Regions from separate parts of the Homo sapiens genome. Here region 1 is linked to region 2. Evidence: chromatin loops called from intact Hi-C (ENCODE). Cell type or tissue: heart right ventricle. All regions are shown on one strand. Links, peaks and the distances in the headings refer to the core of each region. The heading gives the core; the rest is flanking DNA.

The links. A loop is a pair of places that touch in the nucleus more often than their neighbours do. Peaks named below come from ENCODE experiments on the same cell type or tissue, not always from the same donor. Only the 100,000 strongest peaks of a DNase experiment are listed, where the experiment ranks them.
Region 1: a loop joins it to region 2, with 24 times the contacts of the local background. A loop is called at or near these places in 2 of 110 quality-filtered maps.

Annotation. Positions count from the first base shown.
Region 1 is chr4:176,437,583-176,449,963 of GRCh38, reverse strand. It overlaps LOC124900817 (a long non-coding RNA gene), which reads right to left and starts at 6,877. Exons shown (of 4, transcript XR_007058376.1): 1 at 5,966-6,877. In heart right ventricle, for the core only: no CTCF peak of the experiment used is centred there; no DNase peak of the experiment used is centred there; H3K27ac peaks cover 677 bases.
Region 2 is chr4:176,511,353-176,523,733 of GRCh38, reverse strand. It overlaps LOC124900817 (a long non-coding RNA gene), which reads right to left. Exons shown (of 4, transcript XR_007058376.1): 3 at 3,320-3,430; 4 at 2,020-2,390. Among named protein-coding and RNA genes, the nearest start is that of HAFML, 140 kb to the left of the region's middle. In heart right ventricle, for the core only: no CTCF peak of the experiment used is centred there; no DNase peak of the experiment used is centred there.

The DNA.
Region 1 (12,381 bases), core at 2,842-10,841, 75 kb after region 2:
TGGAAATGTTCTTTGTTAACACAGTCTGGTTAATCTCTCCTAAAGCAATGAAACTGGGGAAAAATACAGTGCATTACATATGGGAATAAGTTGTGCAGGTAATATGTGCGGCTGGATGGGATCGTGTCATAAAATAAATCATCACATAAAATCTTTACATTTTGTGTCTATTTTCCATGTCATTATTTGCAAATTATCTATGCTAATTACTTGGGGGTACAGAAAGACCCTGTGAAAGGGCTGAGGGGACACAGCCTAGGAATGTAAGCCATGTAAGCTAGAAGGAAGAACAACTAATAAGGAAAAAATAACAGAGAGCCCCTCAAATGGCAAAATAAAGAAAGATACTTTGTCAAAAGAGAGCAATTACCAGGCAGTTCAGAGAAGTATAGAACTTAGTTTTTAATTGTCTTATTTGTATCTGTTGTAAAGGCCTTTCTAGTTTCCTTTTGGATAATAAAGATAATATTAGATTGACTTTTCTCTGTATTTGTATTTGAAATTTAATTGTAGCTAATTTTCAGATGATGCTTTGATCAGGAAGTAATAGAAGTGCCTTTGTATTCAGTTTTCTGTGAAGTCTCAACTCAAAACCTTCAAAAATGAAAAGTAGACAGAAAAAAATCTAAATTCTCAAGCCTTAAAAGTATTAAATGACAATAAATAAAGGAAAGAATAAGCAAACATCAGTTTGGAAAAAGTCATTTAATTGACAAGAAGCGTTGTTATAGATGGAGCGGTAGTGGCACAGGGCGTTTCTTGGGTCTTATTTGGGCAAATATATGCAATTAGGAAATGAACAAATAACCAAATTGTTCTTAGAAAAGGTTTAAGCAGTCTTTCATCTTAGTAAACCCACAGTTTGAAAACATCTATGTGTATCTTTTTAAAGTCTTGGTTCCTTTTTCTTTAGTTCTTTTCTTTTCTTTTCTTTGGAGACAGCTCTCACTCTTCACGCCTGTCACCAGGCTGGAATGCAGTGGCGCAGTCATGGCTCACTACAGTCTCAACTTCCCCAGGCTCAGGTGATCCTCCCACTTCAGCCTCTCAAGTACCTGAGACTACAGGCATGGGTCACTACACCCAGCTAATTTTTTAAATTTTTTGTAGATACAGGGTTTCGCATGTTGCCCAGGCTGGTCTTGATCTCCTGGGCTCAAGTGATTCACCTGCCTTGGCCTCCCAAAATGTTAGGATTATAGGTGAAAGCCACTGCACCCAACAGTCTTAGCTCATTTTTCTATTTAAGCCATAAAAACACTTCAAGCAAAATAATAAAAAAAATATAAAGTCCTGGGGGAAACGTTACACATTAAAGATAGAAATATATTGATCTAGATTATTGTAAGCATGTGGGTATATAAATACTGATTTTACTTTTGGAAATCTCTGATTCTTTTCACCCCCAGTAAAGCAAGATTTTAGTAAATATGTTTTTAAATCTATTTTTCCAAATGAAAGTTATGATACCTCTTTTTCTAAGACCCTGTGTGTCATTTATTAATATAAAACTTATTGGTTTTTGGTTGCACTCTCAATCTTGACTCTTCAGCATCATTAATTTATTAAGAATGAACATAACCATGTTACTGGCTGTCATTATAATTTTAGAGAAAATTATAAAATGTTAGCCTGGCTAGATGGCAATACACTCATAATTTAACAGCAAAGTCTAAAAATTTGTGTCAATAATACAATACATTGTAAATTAGCTAATACAACTTTATAGTAACCAATTTTTATGAAAATCTTTAAGTTAAAAAATTAAAAATAGCGATATTAAAATGCCTTCAGCCTTAAAAAGTTAAGAACAACAAAATCTTGTCAGAAATGCCAAATTTATATTTCAGAGTACAATAATATACACACAACACATATAAGTGGAAAATTTGACATTGATTATTTAAATGTAATTATCTGTAAATAATTTGAATCTTTATCTTGGAGCTTATGTTCTATATATAATTCTATTATCTGCCACAATTTATTCTTAATTAGTTGGCTTTATAACATTGAATTACATAGTTTATTTTTTTCTATACCAGTTCTGTTTTTCTTCTTATTGATACAGTAATTAAAAAACAAACCAGCAAATATATTTAGTCCAGGTATAGTAATATGAGTTAACTTCTCCAGAGTGGTTCCCATGTACCAAGCACTTTGCTACACGCTTTATATTCCTTATCTCATTTAAACCTCACAGCACAACTATAACTAGGCACTGTTAAGTAACATTTTGCAAATATGCAAACTGAGGTAATAGGTTAAATAATTTTCCCAATGTCTCAAGGCTAATAAATGGCAGCATAAAGACATTAATCCAATTTTGATTATACTCACCACTTTCAGACAGTATTTTTCAATGTTTTTAGAACCTTCTTGTATTTTTTATTTTGTTAATATGGGTTTATTGCTTTTTGATGAAGTTTCTATAAATCTGATTTAGACTAAACTAAATATGAAAGTTGTTTTCTAGTCAATTAAGATCAAAAGGCAGCAAGGAGAATTTTTAAAGAGGTATTAAGTATTTAGGAGCTGAAATTAGAAGAAACGTAAGTGTATAACACGTGGGCAGAGAGTGAACTAAATGACAATGAAGGAAACAAGAGCTTTAAGCTTCTCAGACAAGTTATGTACTGCCTCATGTTACTCGAATCCAGCAAAATGCTTATAACAACCCTCACTGAGGGAACTCTATGACAGTTTGCCCTAAGAAAATAGATACAAAAAACACAAACATAATGTCAGCCAATAGAAAGTAATAAAATATTTTTAATCATAATAGCAAAAGAGGAGAATGTATTCGAGGAATAAAAAGATAATTCAATACACTAACCTAATTTTGAAAATAGTAACAAAATCAAAAGAAAAAACTCTAGAAGATCATCTTCACAGATTTCACAGAATAAGCCACTGAGAAAATGTAATATTTTCTCATAAAAACTATTAGTAAACAAATTTTAAAAATTTCTGAACATGATTTTTAAAATCTGTCTCAAAGCAGCAGAACTATTTTTCTTAAAAATAGAATCCAAGGAATGATGCCATTGAAGTATGAAAAAGACAAGGACCATCACTATACTCACTCTTACCTTAAATTACTCACAATATGCTGGCCAATGCAGAATCAGGAAAAATAAAGGTCACATAAATATTTGAAAGAAGGTGATAAAAAGTATCATCATGTGCGTATTATATTATGTGCTGCCAGGAAAACTCAAGAGAACCCATTGAAAAACTTTCATAAATAACTAAAGAGATTAGCGACCAACAAAAAATTGCATAGAAGTGAATTTTTTATGCTAATTTATTTAAAAATTGTTCTAAAAATTTAATGGCAAATAGTCCTGATAAAAGTAGTGCCTTAGTTCAATCGAGCTTGTATAACAACATGCCTTAGACTGAGTAATATATAAACAACAGCAATCTATTGCTCGCAGTTCTGGTGGCTGGGAAGTCCAAGATCAAGGTGTCAGCAGATGTATTGTCTGATGACAATACGTCTTTTTTGTAGTGACAGGGTTTTCCTGTGTTACCCAGGCTGGTCTCAAACTCCTGGGCTCAAGTGATCCACCCACCTCGGCCTCCGAAAGTGCCGGGATTCAGGTATGTTGTGAGCCATCATGGCCAGCAGTCTTAGTTCATTTTTCTGTCTAAGGTGTCAAAAGTACTTCAAGGAAAAGAATAATTAAAAACATAAAGTCCTAGAGGAAAAGTTACACCATGTTTTCTCACATATCAGAAGAGAAAAACAAGCTCCCTCAGTCCTCTTTTGTAAGAACACTAATCCCATTCATGAAGGTTCTGCCCTCATGACCTAGTACCCTCCCAAAGACCCCCCCACCTCTTAATACCAACATTGGAGATTAGATTTCAACATGAATTTTGGAGGGACACAAGCATTCAGACCATAGCAAGTAGCAACAAGAGACGAAATACGTAAGTAGAAATGTGTAGGACTTAGATGAAGAAAATTAACTTTATGGAGGGATGAAAAATGCATTGAGTAAATAGAAAGACCATGTTTATAAAAAGACAGATCATGTTTATATGTGAAAATATTCAACAGTATAAAAAGGTATGATTCTAGAATTGTAATGCAGTATATCAACTATTAACCTGAGGGTTTTCTGGTATTTTCGTTTGTTTTTGTTTCCTTTCTTTTTTATGCCAATTAAAAACACTTGATAATTCTTTGTGGAAGAAATAATTGGACATACATTTATGTGAACTGCTATACAAGATACTGAGAATAAAATAATAAATAGAAAACATACAGTCCCAGCTCGTGGAGTTTTTCTTTATGGTGTGAGAGAGAAAAATTTAAAAGTACACCAAAAACTTACAGAATGTAATGCATAATGAGATTTCTATTCTAATAGGCCAAACCTAATTAGATAATTAAGGTCTCTCCGGGAAGTAATCCTTAAGCTATAACAAAGACATTTTAAAGATAGATGCCTACATCTGAAAGACTGAAAATCTGCATAACATGAGTGATGAAGGGGATTGATAATGTTTTCCTCTTTAGTCTACATGTATTATTTAAAATTTCTATAATAAAGATATAAATTTCTAAGAAAATAACACATTAAATTAGTTTTTAAAGCAACTTGAAATTAAGGACCATAGCTTTAACATTGGTGAATTTTTCTAGAATGCCCTATATGTATTTAAGCCCTGGGCTTAATCATCTGTGCATTTCTCCAGTGTGAAAAATGTATTCAGTCAGTGAATGAATATAGATAAAGACAATTGAAACATATTTTCTCATAGTCTATGATTAATGTTCCTTTGTTCTTTATTCACAAACATATCCAGAGTACTTTGAGTAAAGAAATAGCTACAATCTTTATTTCAGCAATTTATATAATCATGTTTTATTTATATATAAATGGGATGAAAAATGCAGAACATTACTACTTATCTGACTTTTACAAAATATTCTATATAACTGCTTGACGTTAGTCCAAAAGTAGTCTCTGATTCAGTCTGCCAGCAGAAGAAATGAGTCAGATTGCTCTCATAATTATAGATAGCTTTTTAAATAAATGTCTGCTGGATAGCATTCCTACTTACGAAGCCACAAACATGCATAGAAAACCTTTTGAATTCATTTCTCTAAAATTTCAGGAAGATATGGTCAGTGGAATAAACCTTTCACAAATTCGAATACATTAAAAATGAGTATTTATTTCTAATTTTTTGACCAATATGCCCATTTGTCTATTTTTTTCCTTTTAAAATACGGAGAATTGAACATATTTCCATGCAAGAAATGAAGATAATTTTAATAAGACTTTTGATACTTAAATATACTTCATACTTTAAAGCTTTACAATGAGTAATCTTAAAATCAGTGTAACTATCAATAGATTTTTTTACAATTTACTTAATACACAAAAACATCCTAAATCTGAAAAATATACTTTTGTAAATATTGTATTCTAATGCCTTTCAAAAGGTGTAGTTAAGTGATCATTTTTACAGATGGTGAATTATTTAGATTTTCATATTATATTAACTCTTCAAATATAATCTCCCATTAAATAGCACATAATGCTTCTAAATGAATTTGGTGGGTAAAATCCATGAGACACTACAGATCAAATGAATTTCAGCATTAGAAATGCACAAGCCCATCAAAGTTCTACTTCAAGGACTGTTCTTAAGAGCAATAATTGGCAAGTGGTATGAAAGTCAATTAGAAGCTTCATGAGCAACTAGGAGCCAAAGCCTTGTGGTTTTGGCTCAGATATCTCCCAATGGAATGTCCATTCCAATCCATCATGAGCAGGATTCAGTTTGTTTTACCTGACACTTGTATACTTCATCAAGGGAAGTGCTAATGAGCAAGCAATCGCTTTTATTTCAAAATATAATGCTTATAAAGGGTCAGTCACTGGTAGCTCTTCCAAATGATCTCCAGTACACGAAAAGAGAAGCCAGAATAAGCAATACAAACCTGTTGCCCCTCCAGTGACCTCTATCTTGAGTTAGAGTTACTTCCTGATGTAGATGTTGGAGATGGCTCAGTTTGTATGTGACTTTAATCCAAACCAGCTCCCTAAAATGAGGTGAAAAAAATGACGCTTTAGATCCCAAAGAACCAAAGGAGGGGTAAGATAGAATGTGTGCTGCTGCTCAATGTGACTCACTAGTACCTTGTGTGGAATTTTAGTTTTCCTCTCTTGTATATCATGGGCTCACCTTCTGATAGTGAAGTAGAGGAAAAGACTACATGCCCTTTATATCCAGAGTCAAATATCTTCCATTCACACTGGCAGTAAGAAAGCTGAACAAGGAGCAACTATTTTAGTGGACAAAAGAATTTTATATATGAAAAATTTACTGCCAGCAGTTATCCCTTAAGGTCTGGAACAAAATGTGTCTTTAAAAATCTTGGTGCCAAATGGGATAGAAGGAAACAGCTGGCAAAATGAGATCATGAGCATACAAGAACTTGCTTGGGGTGTGTTATTAAATTTAGTGATACCTTGGTTTTCATCTATGATATAGATGCCAGCTAGCCTATCTTAGCCAGTGTCCAAATAAATAGATTCTCTGACGGTCCTGGCATACAACTTGTACCTCATCTGCCTAAGCTTTCCAGAACACTGGGAAATTCGACACTAAGCCTTCAACCACAAAGATTCATAGAGGGTGTGAACATAACAGTCATGTCATAGGTATTTGTTCAGTAAACTTGGACCGAAGTTTATCCCCATTCTATTTTTCATTTCCTCAAAGATCTGATGCAAAAAAAATGGGGATAGGAAAAAATCTCTAGCGGCATTCATTTGAATCATCAAAAATGCTAAGATAATGGAGAAAAATAGAAAAATTCTAAACCTATCTCAGTCTTTTTTTTAGAAAAAGAAAGGTTTATCACAGTTATTTTATTAAGTGAAATATTTTCAAAAGCTATATTCTGAAAGAAGTCACAATTTCTCTTCCTATCCTACATGATAGAAGACTAGCTGTATAGGATAATGAAGAAGTAAATGCTTTGCAAGTATTGTAAAGAAGACTTGTAAGCCTGAGAGAAGGTTTCAAAGCAAGAGATGAGTGCTTTCAAAAAATAGCCAGTGAATCCATTTTGATAAAGGAAGGATAGACAAATGTGGACAAGAGTAGTAAAACAGTACAGAGAGCTTGAGGAAAATTTAGAAAGAATGAGAAGATCTTTAGTAAGTACTATAATAGAAAGTATTAGAGGTTTGTGGAATTTGAGCATTCTCTTAAAAACAACTGAGGAATCGAACTAGATGAATCTGCATTGATCCCTTTCTGTATGCCAGCTGCTCTGCTAGTGTCCATCCCCATGAGGTGTGGATTACTTATTAACCCACACTGTGAGATGTGGATTTAATTTTCACAACCTCACCGTGATATACGAATTTGTAACCCATTTTACATGTGAGCAGATCAATATTCAGAGTCAGTATCTTGCCAAAAATCATTGTTATTAAAGATTAGATTGATAACCATGTCAGTAATGGCCAAACAAAGCAGTATGGATCCAGAAGAAAGGAAGGTTAAGAAAAATGTGAAGGAGTAGAAGCAGCACCAAAATTTGAATTAAATTAAGGCACTGGGCTCCAATTCAAGTCATGCTGAATTCCCTTCCTTCTCAAGAAAGCACTGTGCTTTCTGGCTTCCGGACTCTCCCTCAGGATTGCTCACCTTGCCTGGAAAACCTGCACCTTGCCACTTTCTCCCATGCAGTTGTCTTTGCCTACTAACTCATACTCACCACTTTCTTCAGAAGGCCTAGGCCAGCGCCCTGAGTAACGTGGAGCTCCCTTAGGCTCCCCCAGCACTCTCTCTATGCTTGTCTCAATCGCCACACTCACGACTCCATGGCTTCATGTCTCCTATGTGTCTATTTATCCCTCTGGGCCATGAGCTTCTTGAGATCAAGAATTGTCTTTTTCACTTTTTTAACTGTGAAGCTTAATGGGGCACCTGGGACATTTCCTCCATGGTTTCCTGGTAACACGATGGCTTTGCCCTTTGAAGGGGAATGGAAAAATATGAAGAAACCAACAGTTCAGGCAAGTTATATTGGGGGCTTGATGACACGGTGAGGTAAGTGAAGAAGTTTTTGAAAGACTGACTGACTGTGCCTCTTAGATCTTATTCATTTGGAAGGGACTTTCCATTACACTTGAAATGAAATCCAAGTTTCTTACCTCCCCTATCTAGCCCTATGTGATCTAGCCCCTGCCTGTCTCTCCAGCCTTATCTACTATTTCTCTTCCTCTCATTATCTGTCTTCCAATCCCAGTGGCCTCCTGGCTATTTCTGGGACATACCAAACTTTTTCCTACCTCAGGCCTTTATAGGGCTGTCTTCATTTTAACATTTAGGTTACTGTGTCTCTCAGGAGGAATCCAACAATGACAACAAGTGAAGCGTCTCCTGCCCACCTTCAAGCATTTTCCTGCTCTTTCAATGTCTATTAGTCTCTAAATTTACACCGCTGTTTGTGTGATGATTTACTTTCTTTCATCTCAGTATTGGAATTTTAAGCACTGTGAGGGGAGGTTATGGTCTTTTTACTTTGGAATCCCCAGTATCTGGCACATAGTACATGCTCAATAAATATTCCTGAATAAGTGAATACATTGATCAACCACCCTGTGCTTTTGCTATGCATTATCAGTGGGAACGGATAAACATGAAAATAATAGCTAATATAATAGTTAATATATATTAATTTGCTGTATTCTTAGCACTTTCCTAAGTGTTTCATATGTACTAATATATTTAGTCTTCAGAAAAACCTATCATTATACCAATTTTACACTTAAAAAACTAAGGCACAGATAATCTATGTTGTATAATATGCCATACAGTGTAATACAGATAAAATATAATGTGAAGATACATAAATAACAGCCTTTGGTTTTCTAGTTTGTCATCTAGCATATGATGTCATTTCTGAAATTAATTCCCTTTTACTTCCTTTTAGCCTCTCATCTTGTAGGAAATTCTTACTCTTCCTTCTGGATTTAGTGTACATCTTGCAACCACTGAGTAGTTCATGTAAAGTGTCACCTACAATATTAGATGTGCAACCTCGTTGCCCCCACAGAGCTTTCTACATAATTGTGTTAAAGCTCATAGCACATTTAAATTAAAAATGTGTATTTACTTGGCTGTCTCTCTGATTAGACAGAGCTCTTTGAAGGGAGGAATATTGTCTTTCTGCTTCCACTATCATTAATGCCTATCACAGCATCTAATATAGAGTAGATTCTCAGAAACTGTTTATTAAATTAATTGCTACCATTGTTCATATGCTGAGAAATTTTTTAAATTGCTTGTTCCTCCGAGCTTAAGAATCCAAGTTTTTACCAGTTAAATAGGTTTTTTAAATAATTCATCTTGAAATAAATATAGCTTGGTAAAATAATCAGATTAATTCAGACACGTTTCATATATTAATCATGTCAGAAACAAGTGTCCTGCAAACCGTCTATTGGCCTTAGAAATGTACATAAACTCAACTTGTCCTTAGCCATGTTATGAAGACATACCAATTGGGTTTTGGATTCCCTTCACATATAAGCAGTAGCTCACTTGCCTACAACTTAGGTCACTCTGTAATATTCACTTAGTTCATTCTAGATAAGAAAACCTCTAGCAGTTCAGCGTTGGGATTTAATTAAGCAGATAATCTAAAACATTGGATGTTTTATTCAATCTTAACTGAATAATCCAAACCTCTGGAGTCTACTATATATATTGGGCTCAAAACTTAGCAGGAGAGGTATTCTCATAATATTTTTCAACACAATTTCTTTCTGCCTTTAGCCAAAAATAATGTGAAAGAGATCTGTTGACAAATTAAGGTCCAAGCTTGGAGATTTAAAAAAAAAAAAGACAAAGGGGAAAAATAGAAGTCTGAAATTTTAAAAAGTTCCAATTCGGGCTCACAGTTAAAACAACACAACAATAAAACCACAACAAAAGTGGTAAACACATTGGATAGTCATGCTTTATTTTAGTATACTATGGTGTGGTTCCCATTCAAATATGAACAGAGCTCGTTCAGTTTTCCCTGCCTCTGGCAAATTCACCTCAACTAAAAGGACTCAGAGATGATGAGAAGATAAGAGTTCCAAGGAGGGCAGCCTATCATAAGAAACACAATAACAGGAAATAGGTGGTGGTCACAGGCATTAAAATGTGCCTTAAGTGTGAACTTAGGGAAAAAAAGTGCAAACAAAGCAATGACTGAAGCCAAGAAGCAGAACAGTGCTTTTGCTATGGAAGAAAGCTTCGCCTGCATCTTAGAATAGGTTGATTTTTCACTGTCAGGCAACTTTAATTGAATCCATGCTCTAGGAGAAGCGCCCCTCCGCCCCCCAAAAAATGTAAGGTACCACCTGGGCTTGAATTTAGAACAAGTTTGCCCACCTGAAGATAATTTAACACTTCCAGAAGCATTTCAAATATTTAATTTATTAATACAGGAGGTTTTTTCTGTTTTTTATTTTCTTCTAGTATTCTTCTGAGGAAAAGCACAATGTAATTATCTTAATTAACTACATTTGATGTAATCAAATACTTGTTTGAAGTGGACCAGAATTCCAGGATGCTTGTGAGATCCAGCTCCAGCTGCACTATTTAGGTACATAATTCCAGGTAAATGAGAGGACAAATAAAAACACAATACATATAGCCTCTATGAGAAAAGAAAAAAGCATGCCAATCTAGAGTCAACCTCTTAAAAGAGTCATTTTCAGAGATTACGGTATTTATTAGCCTTCACATGCTGCAACGTAAAATCCATTTGGAGAAAATCTTTTCCATTTCCATTTATTTTTTTCAACTAAATTGATATCATCTACCATAATCATCTACCTTATTCATTGGGCTATTTCTGTCCTTTGGGCAGCCCCCTAAATTTAAAGTTCACCCTCAAAGGCAAACTTCTATCACCACAGAACATATTCAAGACTCAAAGTAATTTTTAAAATGCAGCTCAAAAATCACCTGAGTAGAACAAAATGCATAATATTCCAAGGCAGAGGAGAGTAAAATAACTCTAGAATGTTGCTAGTGAGTGTTTTTATTTTAATTTTTCTTAGTCCTCCATATTCACTTTATAATTGTAATGTGGTGTTTATCCCCTCCATTTCTAAATAATTTATTTTCCAGAGTTCCTGAAAATATTTCAAAATGAAACCGAATACAGTTACAAAATGTGCATCTGCACAACTCACGGGCCCATTTGTGAAATATGGTGCTCATTACTGATAGTGGAACTGGTGGGGAATTTGAAACCCATTTAGAAATGTTAGGAATTATCTCAGGAGGAGTAAGAACCTTATTTGGACTGAAGCTGTCTGCAAAAATATGAAAAGAAAGACTCAAAGGCTAGGCTGCTATTTGTGCATCTTAATGTGCTCCAGTCACAGCACAGTTGGGTGGAGATGGCTCATTCTCTTCTCACTGAGGGGAACAAGCAAAAGTTAATTGAGAACAGTGCAGAAATGTTCTACCAGCTGCCTGCCTTTCTTTTCCAGGAGGAGCAGAGAAGGTTAAAAAACCTATTTATGGTTGAAGATTCCTTCCCATTCACACTGTACTACAGTTATGGATCCCACAGAAGGGTCGACTGCCATCTTATTTTGAATCCTAGGAGAGTTGGATACAAGAATGAAAGACAAAGACCTATTCCATTGAAGACAGTGAGAAATTTCGGAGATATGGTGCTGCATGGAGCTACTTTCCAAATGTTCAGATCCCTTATTTAAGCAACAGTTAACAAACTAGAGTTTGGGAACTGCTTGAGAGTTCAGGCTGCCATCATGCCAAACCCATGGAAACTGGATATGTTTCTGTGGTGACTTTAATCTGGACCACACATAGGAACAGGTTAAGCCAGATTATATTGGCCATCTGTCCAAGTCACACTAGGATGTGAGGCATCCACTATTTCCTGACCTAACAACAGTTTGGAGATCCCCAGATTGAAAAGTATGTCATTGAAGTCTTGTGGTGTAGACCAAGGCTTAGGACCACCTGACTAATCCATAGCAATCTTTGGACTTTCCCTTTGCTAGAATTGAAGTACCTCTGGGAAGCCTTCCCTAATGGTCATGGTTGTTAAGCCTCACAATGGACAGCGACTGCTCACTTTTCTGAACTTCTGAACCTATTGTGTTCCTCTGGGAATACAATGGTAAGTAAAATCAAGCCAGGACCCTGCACCCAGGGGATGTGAAAGGGAAGGTGAAAGAAAAGGTGAAGGCAAGATGTTAAATAACATCCAGATAATTAATTTCATTACAATTGCAATAAAAGCTACCAAAAAAGGAAGTACAGGATACTGGGACAACAAAGATCATATATTCTCTATCACTC
Region 2 (12,381 bases), core at 1,839-9,838:
ATAGTTTAGCAGTGTTCAATAATGTGGCTATTCCTGAAGCATGTCTGCTTTTAGTGTAAAATATTAGACTAAGAAAATAAGACCTGCAATATATTATTATATATTAATGTATAGGGTATTAAATGAGACTTTTCCTGTCTTAGAATTGCATCTGAGGATAACACATGTTTAAGCACATCATAGTCTTACAAAAGATTGCTAAACCTATCTGCAAGATTTTCTTAAAAAGAGCAAAAAGTTACATAATCTATACCCTACCTCCAGGATAGGTACCATTAGCTACTTTTAGTTTCTATGCAAGAAATGGATCTGATGTGAGGAAGAGAGCTATTGATTGATTGTGTAAAGCTGCTTATTTAACCCCCTTCCCCATGTAAGGGGAGCATGAGCGAAATCACTCAGCCAGTGGATTTGCTACTGCAGGATTTGTCACGTCCCTGGGTGGATACTTGCTGAACTAGAGTAGCAAGGAGGTCTTGTGCTGTGCAGAAGCAGAGTGAGCTGTGAGTTCTTTTTTCTTTCTCTTTTTTGGTTACAGTTGTATTGAGTTGTAATTCACATATCATAAAATTCACCTATTTAGACAGTACCACTTAATGACATTTTTAGAGTTGTGCAACTATCACCACACAATTTTAGAACATGTTATCACCTCAAAAAGGAGTCGCACAACCTTTCCCTGTCACACCCCAAGCTCCCCATATCCCCAGGCTTAAGCAACCACGAATCTACTTCTGTATCTATATATTTGTCTATTCTGGACATTTCATACAAATGGCATTATATGTGGCTTTTTTGAGACTGGTTTCTTTCATTTCACTTACTGTTTTCAAAATTCATTCATATTGTAGTATGTGCTAGCACTTCATCCCTTTTTATGGCTGAATAATATTCCATTGAAGGGATATAATACATTTTGCTTCTCCATTCATTGTTGATGGACACTTGGGTTCTTTGCATCTGTTGGCTATCGTGAAATATGCTGCAATGAACATTGGCGCAAAAGTGTCTATGTGGGTACCAGTTTCCATTATTTGGGATATATACCTAGGAGTGGAAATTCTAGGTCATACAGTGGCTCCGTTTAACTTTTTGAGAACTGCCAGTGTTTTCCAAAGTGGCTGCACTGTTTTACATTCCCACGAGCACAGTATGAGGGTTCTGATTTTCTACATTCTCACTAACACTTGCGATTCTCTGAATGTTTTATTATGGTCACCAAAGGGGTGGGCAGTGGTATCTAATTACTTTGATTTACATTTCCTTGAATACTAATGATGTTGGGCATCTTTTCATGTGCTAATTATACATTTATGTATCTTATTTGAAAAATGTCTATTTAATTCTTTTGAAAAATGCATTAAGATTTTTAACTGGGGCGTCCTTGTATTATTGAGTAGTAATGGTTCTTTATATATTCTAGATGCAAGTCTTTTATGATATATACAATTTGCAAATATTTTCTCCCAATCCGTGGGTTGTCTTTTCACTTTTTTGATAGTTTTCTTTGAAGCACAAATGTTTTTAATGTTGATAAAGTACAATTTATCCAATTTTAATTTGTTGCTTATGTTTATAGTATCATAGTTAAGAATCTATCACCAATTCAGAGGTCATGATTTGTCTGTATATTTTCTTGTAAGAGTTTTATAATTTGGGCTCTTACTTTTAGATCTTTGATCCATTTTGAGTTAATTTTTCACATGGCTTAAGGTGGGGTCCAACTTCCTTCTTGGCTATCTAGTCTTCCCATCATGGTACAAGTTCTTGAGTGAACTTGAACCGTATATTCCTAAGGGTTTGAGAATAGAGTTTATTCCTGATTGCCATCTGGAAAAGTCTAAAGATAACTGTCTGGCATGAAGAACTGTGAAGTATCTGAGATTTTACCCAGTTTGCAAACTAACAGTCTAGCCCGCCTCAGCTTAATAGATTCTGGCAAAAGACAGAACACTTCTGGGTTGGTGACAAAGAACTTTATCACTTATGGAATACAAGACAGCATGATCTTCATAACCTTCATGAGTGCACCAGTTCTCAGTTCTCCATGCCCACAAATCCCACAAGGATGATGAAGAGCCAAGGAACCCAGAGCGTATAAAATCCAGTCTTTTCTAATGGGGTGCAGGCAAATAGGCCCACCCTTTTCCCTCTAGGAAGGTATCTATATTACACTGGCCAGAAGACAAATTTCTCCTCTGCTCTGGTGGGAGACACCATCTCTACCCTTCAGTGCTGTTCACCATACGAATATCCTTGGAAAGATAGTCTGAAGCAAAGATCGTTAGAGCCTCTCCTCACAACAAATGCAGGAACACATGAGACTCGAGGACAGTTGTCTCCCAACAGCTGAATGGTGTTGTCCCTCATGCAGGAGGAGGTGTCAAAAGCTGAGAAGTCAAAAAATGTTTAATTTTGATTGTCAGGATCAAGACAAAGCAGACATTGAATATGTTTAGCATGAAGTTGATTTTCCTAAGTGGTAGGAGTTGTATCATTTCCAATTCCTGCATTAAAGATACAAAGCTTCCCAAAGATGGCCTGTTCCCCAGTTTCCAATAGGAGATATGAGAAAATGGAAGATTGTAGCAGCAGTTTTATTTTCAAGCCAATATAAAAGGATCTTTTTCTACCAAAATATTTCTTTGATAAACAATTTAAAGCTTCATTCTACAAGATTTGAAACATCAACAGGCAATTTTCTTAGTTGAGTTTTTTGGATTTGAGTTATCTCTCTGAGAGACAGAAAGGAAATCTCTTATTTTTATTATTTTTAGAGACTAGGTCTCACTCTGTCACCCAGGCTGGAGTGCAATCATAGCTCACTGCTCCCTCGAACTCCTGGGCTCAAGCGATCCTCCCACCCCTGCCTCCCAAGTGACTAGTACTGCAGGTGCATGCCACCACACTCAGCTAATTTTTTTAAAATTTTTTGTTGACACAGGATGTTGCTATGTTGCCCAAGCTGGTCTCAAACTCCTTGCTTCAAGCAATTTTCCTGCCTTAATCTGTCAAAGTGCTGGGATTACAGGCCTGAGCCACTGGGGAAATCTTTGAAAGAAGGATAATGATATGGAAACCCATTTTGAGATGCAGAACAGCTCGAGAAAGCCATGGGTGATATGAGGGCCCTGGGCACTAAAGGGCCAAGGGAAGAGAGGAAACAGGGAGAGACCCACTGCAAACCAGGCAAGATTTTGTTGTTTGTTTGTTTGTTTGTTGCTACCTCTTGGCCTTTCCTTTTCTTTTTCCAAAGACTACAGTGAGCAATTCCATCCCAAGCAAGAGCAGTTACTCAGTTTTGTTTTCAGGTCCTTACCAAAAAGTGATGAAAATGAAAAGTTTAGTCCATATAGACGTTGTGGCGCCAGTCCTTTATCTACACCCGTAAGGTGGCTTGTTAGTGATGCTAAACTGGTTTTCCATGAACCTGAAAAAGAAACATTATCACTGGAGTTTATAGAAAACTTTTCAGAATTAACTGTTTCATAGCAGACCTCTGTCTGAGGCTAATTTATAGTATGCCCAAGTGTGCACACACACACACACACTGGAAGACCCTAAGCTCCTTTCATCTGGCCTCCATGAAAAGTGTTGTTTCTTTCAGATGTGATTCCTTCATCAGCAACCCCTATTTTTTGAAACAAAACAGCTTTTTACTTGTTACAGCTCATGCCTTTCTTGTCACGTATACTAAGTCTAGGATAATCCTGCTTGCTGTCTCTTTTTGTGTGTCTTACATGAGGACAATTGCTGCGAATGTGAGGTGTAGCCTCAGGTCTCACACTTGGACAAACACCAAGACCACAGGAACAAGCAAGATGCAGGACAGAATTCCTCAAATACTTCCTTCTGAAAAAGAGAAGGTAAAAAGAAAAGGAGAATAGAAAAAATGTAAAGGAAAATGTATGGTGTTTCGAGGGAAGGAGGAATATATGTTAATGGCAGAAGGAAATTTGCTAGTAATCGAGGAATTATATTTCACATTTCATATTTGTATACAGAGTTCATGATAGATGCAACTGCAAAATTTAATAAAAGAGGTAACTTGATTCATGCACTCAGAGTTCCTAATCTAGTTGAAAAGCAAGCTTTGTTTTTATTTATTTATTTATTTATTTAGAAAAGGGTCTCACTCTGTCGCCCAGGCTGGTCTTGAACTTGACTCAAGCAAACCTCCCACCTCAGTCTCAAGTAGATGGGACTATAGGAATGAGCCACCATGCCCAGCTGAAAGGCAAACTTTTGATACACGCAATTTCCATAAATAGACTCAAATCACCGAGAATCAAACCCACAAGTTCTGTTGAAAGAAAATAGGGTCAGACACCTTTAATCAAATAAATATTTTTGAAAAATATACACTTCACATGGCTCCAGAAAAGCATGAAATTGGAATCTGAATTTAGAAATGAATTGGAAACAATTTCAAGTGGTAGGAAATTCCTAAGTGCAGAAAAGCTCTGACTTAAGAGTACCCCTCTGACTTTCATCATCTCTGTTTCCCTCTAATTGTTCCCTAAATAGCTGTGCATACCTGACAATACCACCTGGCTGTTCAGGGATTACAAGCAAAATGCAATCATTTCCTCCCTTATAAGTGTATTCACAGAATTTTAGATAATTTTTGCTTAATATGTTATATGTCTCAACTTCCGCTTCTGCTTTTTATGTGGTCTTCTGAAGACAATTTGTCTTTTAGGTGAACCTAATGGAAGAATTACAGCATGGGGCCAGGCTGATAGGAACTGTGTCTCAGAAGGCAGGATGGAGTACATCTCCCATTTCACCTCTTCTACCTGTGTGTGGTCAACCTCTGAGGTTATGATTGTACATAAATGGGATCAGGCAATTATAACAACATGTGCTTATTGAAAATCAAAGCCAACCATTAAGTAAATATTAGTAGAAATGTTAACAAATCATTCTATGAAAAATGGAGAAAACAAACAGTCAAAATTTAGATGATCTCACCTTTTTTCCAACATGTTTAAAATGTATCTTATTGGAATATTATAGTTTAAATTGTAACAACCATGAATATTAGATAACAATGACCATTTCTCTTGGGACACTGAGGGTGTCTTCTGTTATCACTCTCATGTTAACAAAAGCATAATTTCAACTTTCATCATGATGAAAAAACAAAGCTAAGACAACCCTAGCTCCCAGATCCGTAATGGACCTTTGAATTAACTTAATAATCAAGTCACAAAAATTTACCCTTATAGAAAGCCAAGTCTTCTTAGCATTACAATTCAATTTTGCCTGCTTTGTTCTTCATTTAAGTGGAGTTTACTTTTTGACATTTTACCCTCAAAACTTTCTTTAGGGAAATTGTTTTGCTGATATTGTATACGCTGTTATTGTCACTACAGGAATATACTACATAGATATAAATCATCATCCTATGCAAACATTACTTACACTCAGCTCTGTCAAGAGAAGAGTTCCCAAGTCAAATACTTCAATAGTAGCAGGTAAGAGTTGATTAAATGTGTAGTAGAAGTAGTAAATTTGTACCTATCCTCCTGATATAACCTCACTGGCTAAACTCATCTCACTGATGAGAGAGGGGGAATCACAACTCCCAGTGGACACATTCTCTGAGCGTCAAATATCCATTATAATTTGGAATCATGTTTTCAAGCAATGTATATTAGAAAAAAACATTCACCTACATTTTCAGGATATCCATACCTAGATTAGTTTTTCTTTCAAGTCCACTATATTATACAATCAAAATCAAAATCAAATTAGGATTCAATCTATTTTTAGTTAAAGATGTTTACAATGTGTTCATGAAGATATTGGTCTTTCTATTGTTATGTCTTGATCAGGTTTAATATTAGAGTTATGTTGGGCTCCATGCAATCAACTGGTGAATGTTCTCTTTTCCTCTGTTTTCTCAAAAGTTTATGTACTATGGGTATTGTTTTCTTCTAGCATGTTTAATAGAATTCACCAGTCAGTGAAGCTATCATGGCCTGAAGTTCATTGTGGAACTGTTTTTATTTATGAATTCAATTGATTTCATGGATATAGGCTTTCTCTGATTTTTCATTTCTTTATGTCACAATTTTGTCTTTCAAAGAATTTGTCAATGTTTTCTAAGTCATCATATTTATTGATATAAAGTTGCTTATAATATTTTCTTATTTTCTTTCTATAGAACTGGTATTATCTATTGCTGCATAAACAAAACCTTAGATGTTTAACAAATATTTAAAAGCTCACTCAGTCAATGCGTCAGGAACTGAAGAGTAGATTATATGAGTGGTCTGGCTCAGGATCGCTCATGAAGTTGTCATCAAGATGTCAGCTAGGGCTGCAGTCATCTGAAGGGCTGACTGGAAGGAGGGTCAGCTAGGGCTGCAGCCATCTGAAGGGCTGACTGGAAGAAGCCTTAGCTTCTTGTTTGTGGTAAGGACATGACAGTTGGCTTCTCCCAGAGTGAGTGATCCAGTGGAAAACATCTTTAAGGCCTAATGTTGGAAGCGACACTTGGTTATTTCCACAGTATCTTTTTGGTTATATTTCTTCTCTCTCTCAATGTGGAGTGGAATACACAAAGGCATGCATACCAAGAAGTGGGAATCACTGAGGTCATCTTAGCTACAACAGAATCTAGAGTGATGTCGACTTCTCTCATTCCTGATATTTGTAATTTGTGCTTTGTGTGTGTGTGTGTGTGTGTGTGTGTGTGTGTGCGCTTAACTGGTCTAGTTAAAAGTATTTTTAATTTTATTGATGTTTGGAATGAGACACATTTTAGCTTTATTAATTTTCTCTATGGTTTATCTGTTTTCTATTTTACTGATTTCTTTATTACTTTTATGTTTATTTCAACTGCTTTGTCTAACTTCTTTAGATGGCAATGTACATCACTGATTTGAGAACTTTCTTATTTTCTAATATACACATTCAAAATTCTAAATTGTTTTAAGGATGCTTTAGCTGCATCCCCCAAATTTTGTCATGCTGTGTCTTTATGCTCATTCACTTCAAAATATATTCTGATTTTCCTTATTATTAGTTAACTGATTTATTGGTTATTTAAAAATGTATTACTCAATGTCCAAATATTTGGGGATTTTTACAGATATCTTTTTATTATTTATTTCCAATTTAATTTCATTGTAGTCAGAAAACAGTCTGTAATACTTAAGTCATCAGCTTTCTAGAGACTTGGTGAATTTATTATGTACACCTGAAAAGAATACATATTCTACTGTTGTTGAGTAACTTGTTCTATAAATATCACATGTCAAGTTGTTTGATAGTATTGTTTAGGTCTTTTACATTCTTCCTGGTATTTTTGGCCACTTGTATCATTTACTGAAAGAGGATTGTTGAAATCTCCAGTTATAATTGTTGATTTTCTATATTTTCAGTTGATGTATTTTGAAGCTCTGTTATTTAGCACATACTTATTTAGGAGTGTTACTGCTTCTTAATGAATTGACTCAAAATGTCCCACTTTATGTCTGGCAATAATGCTTGTCCTGGGCCTACATTTTCTGGATACTAATATAGCCACTCCTATTTCTTCATGAATAGTCCTTGCCTGCTACATCTTTTTCTGTCTTTTAAATATGTCTTTATATTTAAGTAGGTTTCTTATGGACAGAAATAGTGAGTTCTTTTTTTCCAGTCTGACAACCTCTGGATTTTATTCAATTAGTGCCATGTCTTTATTAAAGAAAGATAGAGGCCAGGTGCAGTGGCTCACACCTGTAATCTCGGCACTTTGGGAGGCTAAGGTGGGTGGATCACTTGAGGCCAAGAGTTCGAGGTCAGTATAGGCAACATGGCAAAACCCCACCTCTACTGAAAACACAAAAATTAGCCGGGTGTGGTGGTGCGACCTGTAATTCCAGCTACTCGGGAGGCTGAGGCAGGAGGATCACTTGCACCCAGGAGGTGGAGGTTGCAGTGAGCCGAGATCACACTGTAATTTCAGCTACTCAGGATGCTGAGGCAGGAGGATCACTTGCACCCAGGAGGTGGAAGCTGCAGTGCAGTGAGCCGAGATCATACCACTACACTCCAGCCTGGGTGACAGAGCAAGACTCTTTCTCAGAAAGAGAGAGAGAGAGAGAGAGAGAGAGAGAGAGAGGAGCTAAAATTGCAAACTTGGCAAACAAGAAGCAAAATGCTGCCCACATGGGGGTTCTGCCTCAAGAGATTTAGGAGCGGGCTGATGGTCCAAGAGAAGTCAAGGAGGTCAGGACCTTGCAACATCTCAAAAGGGTTTAATGTGAGATTTCAGGCCCTGAGCCACCAGCAGCTTGGCAAAGGGTGCAGCAAGTGTGGAGATGCCCCAGGGTTTCCTTGAGGCAACTTTTTTTCCTTCCCTCTATACCAGGAAGCTGCAAATTTTTCTGTAAAGGGCCAGAGAGTAAACATCTTAGATTTTATGGGCTGGATTGGACCCATGGAACCTAGTTACTGATACCTGTCCTAGATTATTCCCTGGTCCTGGCCCAGTTATTGGCCTTCCCTGTCTACTGTATTATCTTCTCCCTCATCAAGAGATTCATTATAATTGTTCATCTTATGCATATCTTGCATATTGCAAATCCTCCTCTCCTCCTTGCAAACCTTATAACCTTCACCATCTATTTCCTCCCTATCACTGTAATACTTACTGGTGGTACTGGTAGTTCTAGTGGTGCTTGTGACACGGTAGAGAACTTGTAAATCCTGCAGATCTCCCTTCACAATGGGCTTTTTAATAGACATGACATTACTATTTCTACAAATCTCTAAAGCCAGCTTGGTGGCTGCTATTTCTCCTACTGTAGCTCTGTCTCATGCACTTAAATTTGATTCAGATTAAACCACAGCATATCAGTGATATGAGGGAAAAGTGGGGAAAACAAAGTTAATATGACTCCTGGAGCTCTGGGAGATAATACAGTCTATGGCAGTTACCTATCTGCCTTTTAACTATAGTATTTAGGCCATTTATATTTAATTGATTATCAGTATGGTTGGACTTCAATCTATTATCTTGCTATTTATTTTCTATTTGTCACGCTTTTTATTTGTTTCTTGTGCTTCTGCCTTTTTTGCGTTCAGCATATTTGCATATTATATTATACTTTTTCTCCATCATTGAATTATTAGCTGTTCTATTTCTAATTTTTGTAGTGATTGCTTTAGAGTTTACAATAAGTATCTTTAACTTATAACTGCCTGCATTCAAATAATATCATACCACATTATGTGTAATAAAAAAGCTTTACAACAAAATACTTTCATTTTTCATCTTCTATCCTTGTGTTAGTGCTTCTAGTACATACTTTTACTTCTACATGTGTTATAAATTTCAACATACTTTTTAAAATTTAGACATTTAATTATATATTTTTAAATGTCAGTATTTACCCACATATTTACTACTTGTGGTGGCCTTCCAAGTTTCTATTTGTTCTTATTTTTCTTCTACCTGAGGAAAACTTTAATATTTCTTACAGTACACATTACTGACAGTAAATCTCTCAGGTTTCTTTGTCTAAAAATATTTATTTCTCCCTTATTTCTAAAAAATATTTTTATTAGATGTAGAATTTCACATTGAATTTTTTTATTTCAGAACTTTAAAATTATTACTTCACTAAACTCTGGCTTCCATTGTTTTCTTAAAAGCATGTGGTTAATTTTAACTTTACTTGCCTGTAGGTAATATGTCCATCTTTTTTACTCTGCCTCTTTAAGATTGTCTCTTATCTCTAGTTTTTAGCCTTTTGATTGTGATGTGACTCAGTGTTATTTTATTTCTTTATTATATTTGAGATTATTTAGCTTCATGGGACTATAAACTTGCAGTTATTATTTCTTCAATTCTTTTTCAATTCCACTTTACTTCTGGATCTCTTTTTTTTGTTTGTTTGTTTTTTTGTTTTTGTTTTGGTTTTTTGAGACAGAGTCTCACTCTGTTGCCCAAGCTGGAATGCAGTGGTGCAACCTCAGCTTACTTCAACCTCCACCTTCTGGGTTTAAGCGATTCTCCTGCCTCAGCCTCTGGAGTAGCTGGGACTACAGGTGCATGCCACCACACCTGGCTAATTTTTTGTATTTTCAGTAGAGATAGTGTTTCCCCGTGTTGGCCAGGCTGGTATCAAACTCCAGACTGCAAGTGATCCACCTGCCTTGGCCTCCCAAAGTGCTGGGATTACAGGCGCGAGCCACTGCGCCTGGCCTATGGATCTCCATGTTCTACCACTTGATGTCACAAGTCATCGAGACTTAGTCACTTTTTTTTAAACCTGTTTCTCTCTGTTTTCATTTCAGAATTATTCTCTTGTCATATCTTCAGTTTTACTGTTTTTTACTTTTCCAATGTCTAATCTTCTATGAAGCCGATACAATTAATTTTTCATTTCAAACATTGTGTTTTTCTTTTCTAGAAATTCCACTGATTTAAAACGATGTCTTTCATTTCTCTTCTTATCCGTATTTTTTTTCTGGAAATCCTTAACCATATTGTAATATTGTGATATTATATATATACACACACACACACATATATATTTGGTTTCTGCCCCCAGTTCCTGACACAGAGCTTCAAAAACCCCTGTCGATAGGGGCGCTAGGACACTCTTCTGTTTTCCTATTTGGTCTTTGATTCCAGTTCCTGGTGCTGAGCTCCTAAATCCCTTGAAATTTGCTGGGTGATAGAAGCATCTTTTGTTCTAATGAGGTGACTTTTGGCAGGCTCCAGCATAGCTCAGAATAGGGCCCGACCTCCGGGGAAGAGAGCGTGGCTGAAGGTTAGGTTGATAACTCACGTTAGTGATGTAACCAATTACATCCATGCAATTAAACCTCCATAAAAACCCAAAAGGGGCCGGGTGCGCTGGCTCACGCCTGTAATCCCAGCACTTTGGGAGGCCGAGGCGGGAGGATCACAAGGTCAGGAGACCATCCTGGCTAACACGGTGAAACCCCGTCTCTACTAAAAATACAAAAAAATTAGCCGGGCGTGGTAGCGGGCGCCTGTAGTCCCAGCTACTCGGGAGGCTGAGCCAGGAGAATGGCGTGAACCCGGGAGGCGGAGCTTGCAGTGAGCCGAGATCGCGCCACTGCACTTTAGCCTGGGAGACAGAGCGAGACTTGGTCTCAAAAAAAAAAAAAAAGAGTGGGGTTTGGGGAGCCTCTGGACAGCTGAACACTTGGAGGTGTCTGGAGGGTGGCGCACCTAGAGAGGGCTTGTAAGTTCTGGGTCCCTTCCCACATGTCTTGTCCTATGGATCTTTTCCCTCTACGTATCCTTTGTAACATCCCTTGTAATACATCAGTAAACATAAGTGAAGTCTTTCCCTAAATTTTGTGAGGCACTCTAGCAAAGTAATTGAACCCAAGAAGTGGTTTCTGGGAACGCAAAGGTTATGGATGGCTTGTGATTGGCATCTGAAGTAGGGACAGTTTTGTGGAACCAAAACCTTCACCTGTGGAATCTGACACAGTCTCCAGGTAGGTAGTATCAGAATTGAATTAAATTATAGGACATCCGGTTAGTGTCCGCTGGAGAATTGCTTGGTGTGTAGGGAGAACTCCCAACACGTATTTTGATGACCAGAGGGGAAGTATTGTATTGAGTGGTGCAGGACATTTGTTTTTCTTCTTTTATTTGTGCACAATAGCTCTTGTAAAGTCCCTGTCTGCCACTTCCTGTATCTCTGTTATCTCGGGACCTGTTTCTGCAGAATTTTTCTCCTGATTATGGTTCATATTTTCCTTCTTCTGTACATGTCTAGACAATTTTGATTGAATTATATGTATTATTGGTAAAATAATAGTGGGAATCTAATTTTTTTAGTCTTTTTTAAAGTGTGATGAATTTCATATTGCAGGCCAATGAGTGCTTTTGAGCAGAAAGCAGGAGGAATTGTTGAGCATACCTCATTTGTCCTTTTCTCAGATCACAGATACTATCCATTGTCGAATATCTAAAAAACAGCTCTTTTTTCTATATTTTTTCCAGTTTTCTAGTTGCTTGTGGTGGGAGGTCAAGTCCTATACCAGTCACTTTACTATAGTCCAAAGCAAAAGTCCTAAATCCACGACTGAATTACAATATGAGAAAATAAAACCAATCTAGAAGTCTGGCTTAATATTTATATATATATTTACATATATATATACGCACACTCTGAAGTTTGAAGATACTGCTTCATGATTTTTTAAAATCTGTATGCAATGAGAATTAAAAGTTCCATTTGTGTTTACTTGTAACTTTCCATTCAGTCAGCTATATGGCAACAATGGCATAATGGTTAAGCATATAACTTTTGAGCCAGGACATCTTGGTTAGAGACCCATTTCTGGCACTTATTACCTGCATGACCTTGCATAAATTACTTAATTTCTCTA